Linked DNA regions of Homo sapiens: region 1 is linked to region 2. Evidence: read pairs that join two places in POLR2A ChIA-PET (ENCODE). Cell type or tissue: Caco-2. All regions are shown on one strand. Links, peaks and the distances in the headings refer to the core of each region. The heading gives the core; the rest is flanking DNA. Region 1 overlaps AXIN1 (axin 1). Region 2 has its middle 5.6 kb from the start of NPRL3.

The links. Peaks named below come from ENCODE experiments on the same cell type or tissue, not always from the same donor. Only the 100,000 strongest peaks of a DNase experiment are listed, where the experiment ranks them.
Region 1: POLR2A ChIA-PET joins it to region 2 with 10 read pairs; 6 of 35 experiments call an interaction of 5 or more read pairs at or near these places.

The regions. Positions count from the first base shown.
Region 1 is chr16:310,842-321,427 of GRCh38, reverse strand. It overlaps AXIN1 (axin 1), which reads left to right. Exons shown (of 11, transcript NM_003502.4): 3 at 6,745-6,885. Among named protein-coding and RNA genes, the nearest start is that of PDIA2, 33 kb to the right of the region's middle. RefSeq lists enhancers at 2,424-3,177, 3,178-3,929, 3,930-4,683. In Caco-2, for the core only: no CTCF peak of the experiment used is centred there; a DNase peak (open chromatin) is centred at 4,420.
Region 2 is chr16:139,739-148,792 of GRCh38, reverse strand. No RefSeq gene overlaps it. Among named protein-coding and RNA genes, the nearest start is that of NPRL3, 5.6 kb to the right of the region's middle. RefSeq lists cis regulatory regions at 3,540-3,936, 5,320-5,838. In Caco-2, for the core only: no CTCF peak of the experiment used is centred there; no DNase peak of the experiment used is centred there.

The DNA of each region.
Region 1 (10,586 bases), core at 2,990-5,489, 170 kb before region 2:
AACTTACTTTTAACAACACAGAAGTCTTGGCGGGGTGGGGCACGTGCTATGCAGAGCTCTCCTGGGGCTGCTGTTTGCTGTTTCCCCATAGTGGTTGTCACCAGCAGGTGCCATGTGGTGCCTTACTACCAGGGAGGGTGGCGGCTCCTGCCTGGGTATGGAAATGTGGTGCCTTACTACCAGGGAGGGTGGCGGCTCCTGCCTGGGTATGGAAGGCACAGAGAGCAGCGGGCCCAGAGCATCCCAGAGCGTGGGTAGCAGGAGGCAGGAGGGCCTGTAGCAGTGGTTTCGGGTGATTCCCAGGGCCAGATCTACCTCCAGCCTCCTCTTCCCATGTTCTGGGTGGCATCCGTCACACCAGGTGGTCTTTTGGCATGAAACATTTTTTGTGGGCAGGCGCAGTGGCTTAAGCCTGTAATCCCAGCACTTTGGGAGGCCGAGGCGGGCAGATCACAAGGTCAGGCGTTCGAGACCAGCCTGACCAACACGGCGAAACCTTGTCTCTACTAAAAATACAAAAATTAGCCGGGCGTGGTGACGTGTGCCTGGAGTCCCAGCTACTCGGGAGGCTGAGGCAGGAGAATCGATTGAACCCAGGAGGCGGAGGTTGTAGTGAGCCGAGATCGCGCCACTGCACTCCAGTCTGGGCGAAAGAGCGAGGCTCCGTCTCAAAAAAAAAAAAAATATATATATATATATATATACACACACACGCATATACGTATGCATATATACATATATACACACATATATACATTTACATATATACATATATATTTGTTTTTAATTTTTATATTCTTGAGTGTACTTAGTAATTTTAAAGGTAATTGATGAGGAAAGCTGGAACTCTCTCAAATTTGCACGTGTGTGTTAAGGGATGTGGAGGGATGCTGTGAAGCTTGACCTGTTTCTAAATTTCTCCATGAAACCATCACAGCGAAGCATCATAATTTTGTGTAACTTTTCTGTTTAGATTTTATCCGCCCCTATGTTGCATTATTGGTGTTGTCATCTTACCTTGCTGGAATCCTTTTAAAGCATTTACCCCTTTGCAGTTCAGTAATTAAAATGATCTGATTTGTGGCCAGGCATGATGGCTCATGCCTGTAATCCCAGCACATTCGGACACCGAGGTGGGCAGATGACTTGAGCCCAAGAGTTCAAGACCAGCCTGGGTGACATAGTGAGACCTCATCTATATAAAAAATGAAAAAGTAGCCAGGAGTGGTAGTGTGCGCCTGTTGTCCCACCTACCTGGGAAGCTAAGGTGGGAGTCCAGGGAATAAAAAAGAAAATGTCAGTGCAGGAAATGCGTTGCTTGTGAGTGTGTGGGGGGCTGTCGGTTCTGAGGTTCTCATGCGGCCTGGGAAGAGGCAGGTGTGATGTGTGGGATTGAGACATGTCCAGGCACAGGAACCAATGAAAGAACTGTACAACATTTACTTTTTCAGAGGGAGGAAATGGAAAGCAAAAAATACCCCAAAGAAGGCAAGAAAGAGCAAAAGGAAGTAGAGCAGATGTGATAAACCAACCCGATCCGACGGTGGCCCAGCTCCCTCCACATCACACTAAATGTAACCGGACCAGACAGCCTCATTAAAAGGAAAAATTGTTATGCTACCTTTTTAAAAGGCAGGCTGCTTACACAAGTAGAAGAATATAGAATGGTTAAATGTGAAAAGACGGAAGATGAAAGTACCACAGTGACCAGAGAGCCGGTGCCGTGGCCATGCTGGATGTGGGAGCAGCCGCGGGAGTCCCAGAGAGGTGCCTTCCTGGGGCAGGAGGAGCACCTTTCTCCACCATCCATGAACACCTGGGCAGGGGAGACCTTCTGTGTGGCCCTGACATTTGGGCCTCCTAGGCCAGCCTAGAGTGCACTGGCCGCCTCATGGCTTCTCATTTCCTGTTGCCTTGAAGCTAATAGGGTCCTTGTAGCTGTCAAACCCCACAGGTGTTTGTTTATGACACAGCTCCTGGGCATTGATTCTGCCATCAGCGCCTCCTCACCGCTCCACTGGACTTTCCCTTCTGTGATGGGCACGTTTTTCCCTAAGTCACCGTGTCTTCTCATGCCTCCTCTCCACGACATTTTTGTTTTTGAGACAGAGTCTGGAGCACAGGCTGGAACACAGTGGCGTGATCATATCTTACTGCAGACTCCCGGGCTCCAGCGAGTCTCCTGCCTTACCCTCCCAAGTCGCTGGGATTCTAGGTGTGCGCCACCACACCGGACCCTAAAGAAAGCCTTTGAACACACAGAAGAGTTGCGAGGAGTCTGTCACTACCTGGCTCTACAGGGTCTCCCAGCCTCTGTGTCCCCGGACTCTGCCTGAGTCCTGGCACCTGTTCCAGAAGAGCTGTGCACGTTTTCCTGTTTGAGGTCATCAGCGTGGGGGGCTGGGCACAGCTCTCACCAAGTCTCCGGCCGCATTCTCTCCGCACAGCCAGAGCCGCTCTCACCAAGGCCCCGGCCGCATTCTCTCCACACACAGCCAGGGGTCAGAGCCACTCTCACCAAGGCCCCGGCTGCATTCTCTCTGCACAGCCAGGGGTCAGAGCCGCTCTCACCAAGGCCCCAGCCGCATTCTCACCGCACACAGCCAGGGGTCAGCATCTCCACTGTCTGAGAAGTGCAGGTGTAGGTGGAGGTGCTCGTGAAGGGCGGGCATACAGGTGCACACATGGGCATGCGGGCGCGCACACAGATGGATACGTGGGCATGCACACACAAAGCACGCATCCATAGGCGCACGCACAGGCAGGCACGCGAGCACATGCCCCTCCCGCCACTGGATCCCAGCTATATGGGGGGATCCTGGAACTCCCATGTGACCTCCCCTTGGACGTGTCTTTGACCAGAACGTTCTTGGTCGCATCTGCTGGTAGTGAAGGCCAAGCCCGGCCGCCTGTGTCTTCAGGTACAGGAGCCATCTGAGTGCTGAGGGCAGATCCTGAGAGCCAGGGCAGTTGTCTGGGATTGTTACGAAGATCAATAGTAAACAGGCTGCCCTTCTTCCTTTTCTTTTCTCCCAGCCGCCTTCTCCCGCTTCTCTCCCCTTTGCTGCCTGACCTTGGTGCTTGTGTGCAGTGGAACTTGCTGTGTGCTGGAGCTTGTGGAAAATGGGAAACCTGCGTTTCTCCTGCTTCTCATTTTAAAGACAAACAGGTTTTCCAAAAATGTGAAAGGCACACCTGGGAAGTCAGAGTGGGAGAAGGATTTGGAATTGGACACATGAACACAGAAGGCTTCGTTCTGCTGTATGTGGCTCCCAAGTGACGGGACAGGTGTGAGCCCCATGGCAGCATGAGGGCAGGGCACGTGCTTCCAGTGCGTGCCAAGACAGACACGCCATGTGCCGTGGGCTACAGACGCGCCGTGTGCTGTGGGCTACAGACGCACCAAGTGCCGTGGGCTACAGATGCACCCGTGTGCCGTGGACGTAGACTTCTTAAACTTCTGTGCGGCAGTGGCCTTCTCTCTTCCATTTGAAATGTTTTTATTTGGCCAAATAGATGTTTATAGAAAGTTACCAAAGTTCAGTGTTCCTTCATAGTAATAGGGAGACTTTAGTACTTAACCTGAGATCTGAGGTTGGCTGCAGTGGTTGTTACAGTGATAATATCAGTAGCTGCTGAGCAGCTGTGGCTTTAAGTATCAAAGGAATAATGGTGTCATTTATAAATACTGCATGATGCTTAAAGCAAAGAGCCTGAAGCTGCAGGCTGGTATCATTTTATCTGCTCTATGTCAGGTACAGAGAGGAGACGAGGAGTGAACCAAACTTACAAAGCCCAGCCACCGGTGGTCGGTGTTTCCAGAGAACCCATTTCCCAAGAGCGGCCCCATGGTTGCTGTCAGCCTGAGGCTGCCGTCACCTGGCCGTGACTGTCTGTGGCCTGCAGTGAGCGACCAGGCCACAGTGGGTGGGTCAGAGGGACTCGTGGACATCGGCCCTGGCAGGGGCCTGACATCGTGAACCGTGTTTTCCATTGTGGCATGGGGTCCTGCACCTGCCTCCCGAGCAGCTGAGCACGGTCACCAGCACTGTTCGTATGAAAGGCCCTGCTTGTGTGTTCTGGCCCCATGCGATACCCTCCAGAGGGCATGGAGGCCACAGCCCCAGGGGAAATGGCCCCGTGCAGCGAGGCCCTGCCCAGCACCGCCACAGGCTGTCCCCAGCTCGCAGTGCTCGCTCATCTCCCCAGGCATCCCATGTCACCAGAGTCCAAGGTGCTGGGCTGCCTGCCCCCCTCCCATCTTGTCAAAGGGCCTTTCCTGGTGTAAGTAGAACTGGGGCTTTCCCTAGGTTCTGTTCATCAGGTGGATGGCTGGAAGCTGCGCTGGTCCCTCCCTCCACACCAAGGACTCTGATGCGCAGGTGTGCTTGCACCTCCGACATGGCAGTTCCTCCGGCCATGTGCACGTGGAGGGCGGCCCATTGTGGTAGCCTTGGGAGGTGTCTTGGTTATCTTGTGTCACTGTGACCTGTGGAGATCCAACTGAGGTAGTCATCACCCCTCGGGGGACACATTCCAAGACCCAGGTGGAGGCCTGAAATGCGATAGTACTGAACCCTGTATATACTGTTTTCCCCTCTGGGAACACACCTCTGATCAAATTTAACTTACAAGTTAGGCACAGTAGAGACTAAAAAAATTGTGAATCAAATGGAATGATTGTAAGGGTGCACTGTGATAAACCCCCTGTGAGGCTGACGACTGTCAGGGTGCAATGTGATAAACCCCCTGTGAGGCTGACGACTGTCAGGGTGCACTGTGATAAACCCCCTGTAAAGCTGGTCTCTTTCTCTCGCAGTCTTACCGCTCTGTGCGCACCTAGTTTCAGACCTTGGCTGAACGCAAGTAACTGAAACTAGGGAAAGCAAAGCCGAGTGGGGGCAGCCGCTAGAAGGAAGGGGCAGCCTCAGGGCACACTGTGGGGCTTGGCAGTTAGGGACCCTGCAGAGTCCACATGCCAGTTGGTTGGCAGCACAGCAGAGCGCCCGGAAGGGGCACATGCCTTTGACAGGAGTTAGATGTGGTGGAGAGAGGCGCTTAAAATTATTGAGGACAAGATGGGTTATTTGGTATTTAATGCTAACAGCTGTATCTCCATTTTGATGTGAAGGAGTGAGCTAGATTTTATTTATTTTTTATTATTTTATTTTTTACCTTTAGGCTCTGCTGGACTGGCCTAGATTTTGTATACACACATTTCAGGTGAAGGTCTAAAAAAAACTGGAGCATATAAAGAAAAATAGAATATATGTGTAATTCTGGAATAAGGAAGGACTGTGTTTCCAAAATAGAAAATAAATAAATAAATAAAGGAAAAGATTGGAATATCTGATTGATTTATTTATTTTATTTTTGAGACAGAGTCTTACTCTGTCGCCCAGGCTGGAGTGCAGTGCTGCGATCTCAGCTTACTGCAATCTCTGCCTCCCGGGTTCAAGCGATTCTCTTGCCTCAGCCTCCCAAGTAGCTGGGATTACAGGTGCGTGCCACCACACCTAGCTAATTTTTGTATTTTTACTAGAGATGGGGTTTCACCATGTTGGTCAGGCTGTTCTTTTTTTTTTTTTTTTTTTTCTTTTGAGACAGAGTCTTGCTCTGTCACCCAGGCTGGAGTGCAGTGGCGTGATCTCAGCTTACTGCAAGCTCCGCCTCCCAGGTTCACGCTATTCTCCCGCCTCAGCCTCCGAAGTAGTCTGGGACTACAGGCGCCCGCCACCACGCCCAGCTAATTTTTTGTATTTTTAGTAGAGACGGGGTTTCACTGTGTTAGCCAGGATGGTCTCGATCTCCTGACCTCGTGATCTGCCTGCCTCGGCCACCCAAAGTGCTGGGATTAAAGGCATGAGCCACCGCACCCGGCCTGTCTGATTTCATAGAAATGAAAAATTTTGTTTGACCAAAATCAACCTGAGCAATGTTAAAAAGAAAAATGACATTTAGGGAGAAAATGTTTTTTGCGTATATAACCAGAGATTAATAACAAGTCTATTTGAAGACTTCTGTAAATCACCAAGAAACTCATAATCCACCCCATAGAAAATGGTAAACCATATGAACAGATAAAGAGGAAGAAGTTTAAATGACAAATACGCTAAACTGCCAATCTGACCATTAATCAGGGAAGTGCAGATTGAAAAAAGGTGTCATTTCCTGGCTAATTTTGCAGTAACAAGAGGAGGTGAATCGTCCCAGGAGCTGGGGAGGAACCTCTGCTCTAGGTAGGGGGACAGGAGGTGGCACCACCCACACACACTGTCACATACCGGCCCTGACATCAGTCCCGTGGCCATGCTTGGACTTGGGCACAGGTGCAGAGACGTCTGAGCTGAATCCCAAGGGCCTCATCCTGATCAAAACCCAGTGTCCTCTCCCGACGCGCACTGCAGAATGAGCAGAACATCTGCGTCCCATTTCTAGTACCGTGCACGGAAAACAAACCCAAATGATCACGTGTGGATGCTCTGTGTGTGCACCAAAGCCCCCGCCTAAAATCAGAGGAGAGATCTGGAAAGATGCCCGGTGCTTTAATGCACCCCGTTGAAAAGGACAGAGGGACAAGAGGACAGGTGGAGATGTTGGTCTTTTCTCCATGCTCCTTATTTTCTCCAAATTGCTTGTGTTTTTAATTAATACATTGAGATATTCAGATAACATGAAAATGTGAAATAAAATGAGAGGCTGTTGGCAGGCTGTCACTAACATGCCCTGCTTGCCTGTTTGCAGGTATGGATCCTGGCGGGAGCCAGTCAACCCCTATTATGTCAATGCCGGCTATGCCCTGGCCCCAGCCACCAGTGCCAACGACAGCGAGCAGCAGAGCCTGTCCAGCGATGCAGACACCCTGTCCCTCACGGACAGCAGCGTGTAAGTCCCGCCCCGGATACCCAGTCCCTCACGGACAGCAGTGTGTAAGTCCGGTCCCAGACACCTTGTCCCTTGAGGACAGCAATGTGTAAGTCCTGCCCCAGACACCCTGTTTCTTGCGGATGGCAGCGTGTAAGTCCCACCCTGCTGCAGAGCGCGGCCAGCTCAGAGGGGGCTTCGTGCTGACCCAGAGATGCCTGGGCTTTGTCTTCAGGAAAAGTGTTTCCTGGCTCCCCAGGTCTCAGTGAGAGTGCGTCTGGACATGCAGGCAGGCTGTACCGCAGAGGCTGTCCTCCAAGCAGTACAAGTGAGGGCTCAGCTTTGTGTCGGTTGCTTCTCTCTGTGACCAGGGCTGCTGGGACCTCCCTATGAGGAAGGATCGAGGGTGAACCTAAGACAGTCTGTAGGCTGCCCGGGCTAGAGTTTGCTCTTTGGTTTTCAGAGTCTGGGGTTTCAGCTTAAAGACAGGCACAGGCCAGCTGCCTCACCACTGGCTGTGGCGAGTGATGTGGTCCCTGAGGGTGGCGTTTCTGCCGACGCTGGTGCAGTACAGGGTCCTGTCTTGTCCCTGTCACCCACTTGGCAAGGGGCTGGGAGCAGGAGTGAGGGAAGATGCTGTGGTTGTGCTGAGGCCTGGGCCACACATGTGTGACGCTCGAGGTGACAGGCAGAAGCTTATTCTTTCATTGTCCAGGGAAACCCCATGTGTAGGAACGTGCTTGTTTTATGACCTCTTCCCCTGTGCTTCGCAGCTGGCTTTTTGGGACCTATGTACACCCCAGCCATTAGATGATGCCAACAGTCTTGTTGCAGTAGGGCACTGGCTGCCAGCCTGTGGGGGTCATTTGGGGTTTTGGTTACCCATGAAGCTCAGACCTTCCCAGCTCTGGTCTGTGCGCCACACGCCACCTGCCCACCAGCCATCCTAGCCAGGGCTGGGGCCGAGCCGCAGGAACCAGGGTCTCCCTGCAGCAGCCTCAGCATTGGAGGAAGCCAGCGGCTATGAACTTGTGAGCAGCTGGAGCCCGCGGACCACCACCCTCCATCCCCACTGCGGCCAGTGGTGTCCCAGATGTCTTTCCCGCTTAGCTGGGTTCTCCATGAGGAAAGCCTGGAGATCTGGATAGGGCTGGAGGAGGAGAGAGGGACTTCTCACCTACTGGTGATTCTGCCCATCTTTTTATGAATATGTTTTAAGTGATGGTCCCACTGTATGTACCATTTTTATGGTTCTTTTCATTTTGAGACAGGATCTCACTGTCACCCAGGCTGGACTGCAATGGTGCGATCTTGGCTTACTGTAGCTTCTGTCTCCTGGTCCCAAGCAATTCTGCCTCAGCCTTCAGAGTTGCTGAGGCTACAAGCGTGCGCCACCACGCCTGGCTAATGATTATTATAATTTTTGTGGAGACGAGGCCTCACTATGCAGTCTCGAACTCCGAGGCTCAAACGGTGCACCCACTTCAGCCTCATGAGTGCTGGGATTACGGGCATGAGCCACTGCATCCGGCTGATGATGATGATTATTTTTGTGGAGACGAGGCCTCACTATGCAGTCTCCAACTCCTGGGCGCAAACTGCACCCACTTCAGCCTCACGAGTGCTGGGATTATGGGCATGAGCCACTGTGCCTGGCTGGTTTGTTCTTTTCATTTGCCTGTCTTTAAACATTTTTCCAAAACCTGAATTTCAGATGAGGAGAACAAGTTGTCACATTCTGTTTCTGAACCAGATTCAGCCAGCCCACATTGCCGTAGGTCTTGGCCCCTTGGTTTTTCCCCAGGTAGCTGTGGTAGTGCAGGGGCAGCTCCCTGCCCCTTCCGGGCAGAGCTGCTGTGTGTGGCTTCTCCTGGTTTCTTTCATCCTCGTTTAATTTTGAATCTTCAAAATAAAATGTTGACGTGATTTTAGCAGCACCTGACTTGAGGTTACTGGAGTTGAAGCAGTGCCTGCCGTGGTCCTGAAGCCTCGGGCCAGGTGGTTGGGTGCAGTGCAGCCCACGGAGCGCCTGACATGCATCCTAGCATCTGGTTTCCCTCTTCCCCAAAACTCTGTTACTACAACAAAAAGTAACCTGCCAACTCAGTTTTCTCAAAAAGTCTCCTAATTCTCTCCAAGAAAAGGGACATATGTTTCCTAAAGGGAGGACCTAAAATAAATAGGTATTTTTTTTCTTGATATTCTGTTCATCTTGGTTTGTACTGAAGTGTTTAACAATTTGGAATGTGAAATTGCTACACGTACTCGAAAGCAAATCAGAGGTAAAAAGTGGACAGGTGAAGAGCATCATTCCGGTGGGGCAGCTGCCCTCAGCTTTTGTGCTGGCGGCAAGCTCACAACATTCCACATGGCACTCGAGAGGCTGTGGGCTGTGGACACAGATGTGGGGTCAGTGTCTAATCCACGGAGGCCTGTGGAGGTTACCCAATCCAAGTATCATGTCTAAGAAACCAGTAGGTTGGTGGCTTCAGGACACTTCAACAAACCCCGAGGCAAGTGTTAGGTGAGTTTTAGATTCACTTGTTCCTGACGCCCACCGTGGCTGAGCCAGACCTGGACTCGGCTCACCATTGCCCACAACACTCAGTGGTGCTGTGACAGCCGAGGATGCCTCAGGAGTTGCCGTGTCTGCCACGCAGCCCTGGGTCGGGCGCTCTCTTCAGTCGTCCTGTGTCTCCTGGCAGCTCTGAGAGGCCCCTGGGTGCGGCACGGATCCCTGGAGCTGCCGTGCTTCCGAAGGCAGCTTTTCTTTCTTTCTTCCTTTTCTTTTTTGAGACGTAGTCTTGCTCTGTTGCCCAGACTGGAGTGCAGTGGCACAATCTCGCCTCACTGCAACCTCCGCCTCCCGGGTTCACGCCATTCTCCTGCCTCAGCCTCCCGAGTAGCTGGGACTACAGGCACTCGCCACCACACCTGGCTAATTTTTTGTATTTTTAGTAGAGACGGGGTTTCACCGTGTTAGCCAGGATGGTCTCGATCTCCTGACCTCGTGATCCGCCCGCCTCGGCCTCCCACAGTGCTGGGATGACAGGCATGAGCCACTGCGCCCAGCCCGAAGGCAGCTTTTCTAATAGCTGGGAGAGGGCGAGGGCTTTCATGAAGGATGGTTGTGCGTGAGTTATCTTAACCCTGGGGTAATTATTCAGACCATGTATAATCTGACTTTCGTGTTTTAATGATCTTCTAAAGGGTTCATAAAGAAAACCTGTTGCGGGCTGGGCGCGGTGGCGCATGCCTGTAATCCCAGCAGTTTGGGAGGCCGAGGCAGGCGGATCACGGGGTCAGGAGATTGAGACCATCGTGGTTAACACAGTGAAACCCCGTCTCTACTAAATAATACAAAAAATTAGCCGGGCGTGGTGGCGGGCACCTGTAGTCCCAGCTACTCGGGAGGCTGAGGCAGGAGAATGGCGTGAACCCGGGAGCGGCTTGCAGTGATCCGAGATCGCGCCACTACACTCCAGCCTGGGCGACAGAGCAAGACTCCGTCTCAAAAAGAAAAAAATAAAAGAAAACCTGTTGCTAAAGAGCTACCTTGTGCCTCCCTCAGAGACCACACTGCCCTGCCAGCTCCTGGAGAGAAGCAGAGTGTGCAGCCTTGGCATCTCCTATCTTTCCGTGGGGCACTGGTTGTCCTGGCTGCCCACTGTGCAATCCTGAAATGTTTTTGGTCCATTTAGCAATGCCCTCCAAGGCAGGCA
Region 2 (9,054 bases), core at 4,350-6,849:
CCTAACAGAGGAGGAAGTAGAGTCCTGTTTCCAGGGTAGGTGCCACCCACGCTGAGGAATGGTCCTTAGCCATTTTGAGGCCCCAGGGCCTCCTCTTTCCCTACTGGAACCACCTGCTCTTCCCATCCTTGGCCCCCGCAAGGAGAGGAATTGAATCTGAAATTTCCAAACCTGCAAAGCAGCGTTATGGGCAGGAGCTCTTTTCTGTTTTTCCATTGTGAAATATAGCACAAGATGTAGACTATAGTTTAACGAATTATTAGAAAGCGGACAGCACCCCAATCCTCCCCAAAGGTAACCTCCACCTGACTTCTTGCTTTTCAGTAAGTTTTTTTTTTTTTGAGAGGGAGTCTCGCTCTGCTGCCCAGGCTGGAGTGCAGTTGCACGATCTTAGCTCACTGCAAGCTCCACCTCCCGGATTCATGCCATTCTCCTGCCTCAGCCTCTCGAGTAGCTGGGACCACAGGCACTAGCCACCATACCTGGCTAATTTTTTATATTTTTAGTAGAGACGGGGTTTCACCGTGTTAGCCAGGATGGTCTCGATCTCCTGACCTCGTGATCCGCCCGCTTCCCAAAGTGCTGGGATTAAAGGCGTGAGCCAGGCCTGCTTTTCAGTAAGTTTTTAACTACTCAGATATGCATCTGCAAGCACTTTGGTTGTTTTTGCCTGCTTTTCACCTTCATAGAAATGAAACGATACAGAATGCTCTCATTTGTGTCTGTCTGGCTTTTGTTTATTTGTTTTGAGACAGGGTCTTGCTCTATTGCCCAGGCTGGAGTGCAGTGGTACGATCATAGCTCATTGCAGCCTCGACCTCCCAGGCTTAAGTGATCCTCCTGCCTCAGCCTCCCAAGTAGCTGGGATCACAGGCACATGCCACCATGCCCAGCTAATTTTTTTTTTTTTTTTGTAGAGGTGGGGTTTCACCATGTTGCTCAGGCTTGTCCTGAACTCCTGGGCTCAAGTGATCCTTCTGCCTTGGCCTCCCAAAGTGCTTGGATTACAGGCATGAGCCACTTTATGCAATCTGTTATTTATTTATTTAATTTATTTATTTTTAATTATTATTTTTTTGAGATGGAGTCTCGCTCTGTCGCTCAGGCTGGAGTGCAGTGGCATGATCTCGGCTCACTGCAAGCTCCACCTCCCGGGTTCATGCCATTCTCCTGCCTCAGCCTCCTGAGTAGCTGGGACTACAGGCGCCCGCCACCATGCCCGGCTAATTTTTTTGTATTTTCAGTAGAGACAGGGTTTCACTGTGTTAGCCAGGATGGTCTTGATCTCCTGACCTCGTGATCTGCCCACCTCAGCCTCCCAAAGTGCTGGGATTACAGGCATGAGCCACTGCTCCCGGCCTGTTGGTTATTTATTTATTTATCTATTTATTTTCGAGACGCAGTCTTGCTCTGTCACCCAGGATGGAGTACAGTGATGCGATCTTGGCTCACTGCAACCTCCGCCTCCTAGGTTCAAGTGATTCTCCTGCCTCAGCCTCCCGAGTAGTTGGGACTACAGGCATGCACCACCACACCTGGCTAATTTTTGTATTTTCTAGTAGAGATGGGGTTTCACTGTGTTAGCCAGGCTGGTCCTGAACTCCTGACCTCAGGTGATCTGCCCGCCTTGGCCTCTGTAAGTGCTAGGATTATAGATGTGAGCCACCAAGCCTGGCCTTTAAAAAAATATTTTTAATCCAACTGTCTGCACACTGAATGTCCATCTTCTTTCACTCTCTCATGTCAGATTTACCAGCCATGTTATATGTGTTCATTTTCATTGCTGTATCTATTAATATTTCCTTGTAGGAATATACCACAGTTTATTCATTGTACTGGGGCTGGAACTTTGTGTTGTTTAGTTCTTGGCTATTATGAATAATGCTGCAATAAACATTCCTTTACATGTCACCTGGTACCCACATGCCTGAAATTCTATTTTGTACATACATACCTAGGAGTAAAGTTGCTGGGTCATAGGGCATATAGATTTTCAACTTTAGTAAAGAATGCCAAACTTTTTCACAGTGGTTAACCAACTTATGTTTTCCCTAGTGGTGTGCGAGCATTCTCCTTGCTCCAAATCCTTCTAAACATTTGATATGATCGGTGTAGTACTCCATTTTCTGTTGCTTATAATAGAATACCTGAGACTGTGGAATTTATTTTAAAAGGAATTTATTTCCTATAGTTACGGAGGCTGAGAAGTTTCGAGCCCAGTGGGGACTCGTGCAGAGTCCCAAAGTGGCACAGAGTATTAATCGCAGGTCGTGTGGGCTGAGCATGCTTGTGTGCCACCTCAGATCTCTCTTCTTTTTTTTTTTGAGACAGAGTCTTGCTCTGTCGCCCAGGCTGGAGGGCAGTGGCGCGATCTCGGCTCACTGCAAGCTCCGCCTCCCAGGTTCACGCCATTCTCCTGCCTCAGCCTTCCTAGTAGCTGGGACTACAGGTGCCCGCCACCACGCCCGGCTAATTTTTTTGCATTTTTTTTTTAGTAGAGACAGGGTTTCACTGTGTTAGCCAGGATGGTCTCGATCCCCTGACCTTGTGATCCGCCCATCTCGGCCTCACAAAGTGCTGGGATTACAGGTGTCAGCCACCGTGCCCGGCCAGGTCTCTCTTCTTATAAAGCCACCAGCCACACTCCCATGACAACTCATTAATCCATTCCTTGGGGGAGGACCCTCATGATCCAACCTCCTTACCCCAAAGGCCCCACCTCTCAACGCTGCCACACTGGGGATTAAGTTTCAACAAGAGTTTTAGAGGAGACAAACATTCCAACCATAGCAGTCAAACTCCTGGTCTTCTTAAATTTTAGCCTTTTTTAGGCCGGGCACAGTGGCTGATGCCTGTAATCTCAGCACTTTGGGAGGCCAAGGCGGGCAGATCACGAGGTCAGGAGTTCGAGACTAGCCTTGCCCACATGGTGAAACCCCGTCTCTACTTAAAAATGCAAAATTAGCTGGGTGTGGTGGTGTGCGCCTGTAATCCCAGGTACTCAGGAGGCTGAGGCAGGAGAATCGCTTGAACCCAGGAGGCGGAGGTTGCAGTGAGCCAAGATCGCGCCATTGTACTCCAGCCTGGGCAATAGAGTGAGACTTCATCTCAAAAAAAAAAAAAAATTACCTTTTTATTGGGTGTGTGATTTTTGGTGAGTGTGTAGTGGTTTCTCTTGTGGTCTTAATTTACATTTTCCTGATAATTAGTGAGGTTGAGCCCATATTTACTGGCCATTTCGGTTTCCTCTTTATTAAAGTATTTTAGTCTTGGCCACTTTCCCACTGTGTTGCCAGTCACTGATTTGTAGAAATTTCAAAAATATTCTGGATATAATTCCTTTGTCACTTTTATGTGTTAGATCTCCCCAACTCTGTATCTTAGTGATATTCTCGTTAAACAAAAGTTTGTAATTTTAATGCAGTCAAACTAGTGACTTTAAAAATCCAATTAAAAAATGTTATCCCTTCCATTCCCAATAGCCAAAAGGTAGAAACAACCCAAATGTCCATCACTGGATGAACAGATAAGCAAACTGTGATATTTCCACACCGTGAGATATTATTCAGCCATGAAAATGAAGTTCTGACCCAGGCTACGACATGGACAAGCCTCGAACCATTACACCAAGTGAAGGACGTCACACACCAGAGGCTACGTGCTGCATGAAACTGTGGGGCTTAGATAAGCCATTTTTAGGAAACATCCAGAATGGGCAAATCCCAGCAGAAAGTAGATTAGTGGTTGTCAGGGCCGGGGAGGACAAAGGCCGGGAGAGATGCCTCCGTGAGGAGGGCGTTTCCATCTGAGGCGATGAAAATGTCCTGGAACCAGGGAGAAGTGGTTGTTGCACAACACTCTGAATGTGCTGAATGCCGTTGACTTGCTCTCGTTAAAATGGTTATCTTTACGTGATGCAAATTTTATCTCAAAGTGAAGAGAGTCTCCTAGACCACATTTTTTTTTTTTTTTTGAGACAGGGTCTCAGTGTCTCGCCCAGATTGGAGTGCAGTGGCGCCATCTTGGCTCACCGCAACCCTCTACCTCCCAGGCTCAAGCGATTCTCCTACCTCAGCCTCCCAAGTAGCTGGGATTACAGGTACATGCCACTACCACCCGGCTAACTTTTTTTTTTTTTTTTTTTTTGAGACGGAGTCTCTCTCTGTCTCCCAGGCTGGAGTGCAATGGCGCGATCTCAGCTCACTGTACCTCCGCCTCCTGGGTTCAAGCGATTCTCCTGCCTCAGCCTCCCGAGCAGCTGGGATTACAGGCACGTAGCACTACACCCGGCTAATTTTTTGAATCTTTAGTAGAGACGGGGTTTTACCACGTTGGTCAGGTGGTCAGGCTGGTCTCGAACTCCTGACCCTGTGATCCGCCCGCCTCAGCCTTCCAAAGTGCTGAGATTACAGGCATGAGCCACAGTGCCCGGCCACTAGACCACATTTCTAAAAGCTTTACAGTGTGGTCTTTTGCGTTTGGTGACAGTCAACCTTGGGTTGACTGTGTTGAGGGGAGTCCATGTCTGTTTGGCTGGCATCTGTTGAGCACTTTCTAAGTTCTGCACATGGCAGCAACACTCTTCATTCTGGGTGCTTTATCCTCACAACCACCCTGTGAGGGAGGGTTTATTTTATTGTCATTAGTTGGGTTTTTTGTTTGTTTGTTTTGTTATGTTTTGTTTTGTTACAGGGTCTTCTTACTCTGTCCTCCAGGCTAGAGTGCAGTGTGACAATCTTGGCTCACTGCAGGCTCAACTTCCCAAGCTCAGGTGATCCTCCCACCTCAGCCTCCTGAGTAGCTGGGACTATAGGCATGTGCCACTATGCCTGGGTAATATTTGTGTTTTTAGTAGAGATGGCGTTTTGCCATGTTGCCCAGGCTGGCCTCAAACTCCTGAGCTCCAGTGATCCACCCACCTCGGCCTCCTAAAGTGCTTGGGATTACAGGCGTGAGCCACTGCACATGGGCATCATTACATTGGAAAGATAAGGAAACGGAGGCTCCAGGAGGTTATGAAACATGTCTGAGGCTTCCATGGAGCAGGAAACAAGCCCTGATGGTTTGTGTGGGCTGGGAGTCCGGCTGGGGCTGGGGCTTGTCCCTTCCTGTCCCTGGGCCTTGGTTTGAGCCCCAGCCTGTGCAGTGAGTGTGGAATGCTGGTGTCCACTGGTGGTTTCTGGCCTGAATTCCAAGCTCCAGGCACGTTCTGTGCCTGAGCAGCTGAGGCTGAGCTCAAAGGGTGTCTGGCCACTTACAAGCCACTGGACACTCAGCAGAATGCCGGATTGGGCATCTGCAAACTCTCCCATGAGAGTGGACCCTCGGTGACCCTGAACAGGCTAATTTGCCTTGTGAGTCCTAGTTTCACTGTTTTCACCTCTAGGATGGGGATTAGACTAGCCCCCACCTCAGTGTTGGGAGGGCGCTCAGGAACTTGCAGCATGAATTTTAAATTATTTCTATTACTACTGTGTGTGAGTGGTTCTCCCTGGTGGGGCAGCAACACTCAGCTGAGAAGGTGGAGGTGTCCAGGCAAGTCCCAGATAGCGTCTGTGAACCCCACCCGGCCCTCCTGCAGATGGCGGTGGCCCTTTGAGGCCCAGACCAAGTGGCAGGACCGATAAGGCCTCCTATCCTGCCAAGGGCAGGCCCAGGCTGGGAGGAAGGGTCAGGGGTTTCAGTTTCCAAAAATCTACTTACCGTCAAAAAAGCAGGTCATGAAACAGCTATTTAAAGGTAAAATGAGGAGACTTGGAGGTGTGGGGTCTTAGCAGAGAAGAGCCTGAGGATGTCCCCTGTAGCAAATGGAGGTTGGCCCTGGTGCTTCATTGTCCAGGAGACCCTGGGAGAACTTAGAGCTGGGACTCACTCAGGGACCATCTGCTCTGAACCCTGTTACTGGTGGGGAAACTGAGGTCCAAAGCAAGGCCCACTGACCCTCAGGCCAGCGTGTGACAATGATGTCTCATTTCTGTCACAGCCAATGAGGTGCAAACATGGACATGAGGGTGGCGCTGGGATCCAGAGTGCTGCTTCGAGGGCAGGGACGCACCCAGGACCTCTGTGGGCTGGGGTCATGGTGAGCTCCCTGCACTTTCACCAGTTCGAGCTCTCATTATGACTGACGATAGTCAGAAGAATGAACAATGAGTGCCAGGGTTACTGGCAGGAGGCCAACCCTGAGAGGGTAACCGGGGGAACAGTGGGATCCTTTGAGCCCAGAGATGTCCAGTCTGGAGCCCCAAGGTTCTGCCCATTGGGGCAGCAGCACGATTAGGTCAGAAGAGCGAGACCTGAGTCACAGTCCTGCTCCATTCGCATGGTCGCTGTGAGGGTCCCTGTGAGGAGGCCTCCATTACCACCACCGGCCACTGCCCTGGGTTCCCCCACCCCCATCTGTCCCATCTCACCCCTCCAGCCTCAAGCCCTGCTCCTGCAGTCTCATTTCCATCCCAGAGGCACTCCTGGGAAGTGCGGGAGAACTCACAAACCTTTTGATTATACATAAAATCAAAACATGGACAACGGGGATAAAGCCTTGCAAAATGTGTAGCAGAGGTTATGTATTCCTCAGAAAGAACACAGCCAGACCATCCAAGAACAGACCACCTGTAAAGAAAACAAGAAAAGCAATTCTCTGCAAATAATTAAGTGATGCAGCTCTCCCTCTCAATCAAAGAAATGCAACATAGAACAAGACACCATTTTCCTTTCTGGGAATTTCAGGAAAAAAAAAAATGTTATGCAGGCCGGGCACGGTGGCTCACGCCTGTAATCCCAGCACTTTGAGAGGCCGAGGCGGGTGGATCAAGAGGTCAGGAGATCGAGACCATCCTGGCTAACGCGGTGAAACCCCGTCTCTACTAAAAATACAAAAAAATTAGCCGGACGTGGTGGCGGGCGCCTGTAGTCTCAGCTACTGGGGAGGCTGAGGCAGGAGAATGGTGTGAACCTGGGAGGTGGAGCTTGCAGTGAGCTGAGATCGTGCCACTGCACTCCAGCCTGGGCGACAGAGCAAGACTCCATCTCAAAAAAAAAAAAAAAATTAGCCTGGTGTGGTGGCGGGCACCTGTAGTCCCAGCTACTTGGGAGGCTGAGGCAGGAGAATGATGTGAACCTGGTAGGTGGAGCTTGCAGTGAACTGAGATTGTGCCACTGCCCTCCAGCCTGGGTGATAGAGCGAGACTCTGTCTCAAAAAAAAAAAAAAAATGTTATGCAGCCCTGTGCAAGAAAACGCACCTGTTGGTACTGTTGAGCCATTTCAAATGCACGTACCCTTCACCCTGGTGAGGCCAATCCACAAATTTGTTCTGCAAAATACACATTAGTGTCAGTGTTGGTGCAAGAGGGTTACTTGCAACAGTGAAAATGCTCATCCCTCAGTCAAGTGGTTAGGTTCTGATGCATTTGATGTGCTTGGGAAAGTTCTGGAAGCAGCCAAAGAAGCTCATTACCTTTAGTTACCTCCTGGGGAAGCCTGGGATAGGGTAGGTGGGGTGATTTTTTAAAAAACAACTTCATTGAGATATAATTTACCATACCATACCAATTTGCATACCATAAAGCTTATCCACTTCAAGTGTACACTTCCATATCTTTTTTTTGTTTTTGAGATGGAGTCTCGCTCTGTCGCCCAGGCTGGAGTGCAATGGTGCGATCTTGGCTCACTGCAAGCTCCGCCTCCCGGGTTCACACCATTCTCCTGCCTCAGCCTCCTGAGTATCTGGGACTACAGGCGCCCGCACCATGTCCAGCTAATTTTTTGTATTTTTAGTAGACACGGGGTTTCACTGTCTTAGCCAGGATGGTCTCGATCTCCTGACCTCGCGATCCGCCTGCCTTGGCCTCCCAAAGCGCTGGGATTACAGGCATGAGCCACTGCGCCCGGCACTTCCATGTCTTTTAGTGTATTCGCGTTCTCAGAGCTGTCCAACCATTACCACAGTCAACGTTAGAACATTTTCATCACTCCCCTTCAAAAAACCCATGAATCGCTCCATATTTCCCCTGACCCCCTGGAAGCCCTAGGCAGCCACTAATCATTCTGTCTCTATGGATTTGCCTATTCTGGGCATCTTATATAAATGGAATCATATATTAGTGTGTCTTCAAGATGGATTCATGTGCCGTACTTCATTCCTTTTTATGGCTGAATAGTATTCCCTTAAACAAACTATACCATATTCACCCATTCATCAATTGATATACCCTAGGATTGCTTCCACTTTGGGCTATTATGAATAATATTACTAAGAACACACATGTTTTTGTGTGGACATATGCTTTCATTTCTCTTGGCTATATATCTAAAAGGGGGATTTGCCGAGTGTTGTGTTAACTCTAACCTTTCAGGAACTGCCAGCCTGTTTTCCATAGCGAGTGTAGCCTCTTACATTCCCACCAGCAGGAGAGAGATTCCCGTTTCTCCACACCCCTGCTGACGCTTGTCTTTTTGATTACAGCCATCGTAGGAGGTGTGATGTGGCATCTATTTGTAGTTTTGATTTGCATCTCCCTAATGCCTAATAATGTTGAGCATTTTTAATTTCTGTTTTGCCCAGGCTGGTCTGGAGTTCCTGGCCTCTCAGCGCTGGGGTCACAGGCGTAAGCCTCTACCAGTTGAGCTGAGCATCTTCTGGTGCTTATTGGCCATTTGCATAATGCACTGGAAAAATATTCATATCCTTTGTGCATTTTTCAATTGTCTTTTTATTGTTGAGTTGTAAGTTTCCTCCATTCTAGATACAATTCCCTTATCAGATATGTAACTTACAAATATTTTCTCCCGTTCTGTGGGTGGACTTTTAATTTTCTTGATGGTGTCCTTTAAAGCACCGAAGTTTTTGTTTTGTTTTGAGATGGAGTCTCGCTCTGTCGCCAGGCCAGAGTTCAGTGGCACGATCTCGGCTCACTGCAACCTCCGCCTCCCGGCTTCAAGCGATTCTCCTGCCTCAGCCTCCCGAGTAGCTGGGATTAGAAGCAGGCGCCGCCAAACCCAGCTAATTTTTGTATTTTTAGTAGAGAGACGGGGTTTTACCATGTTGGCCAGG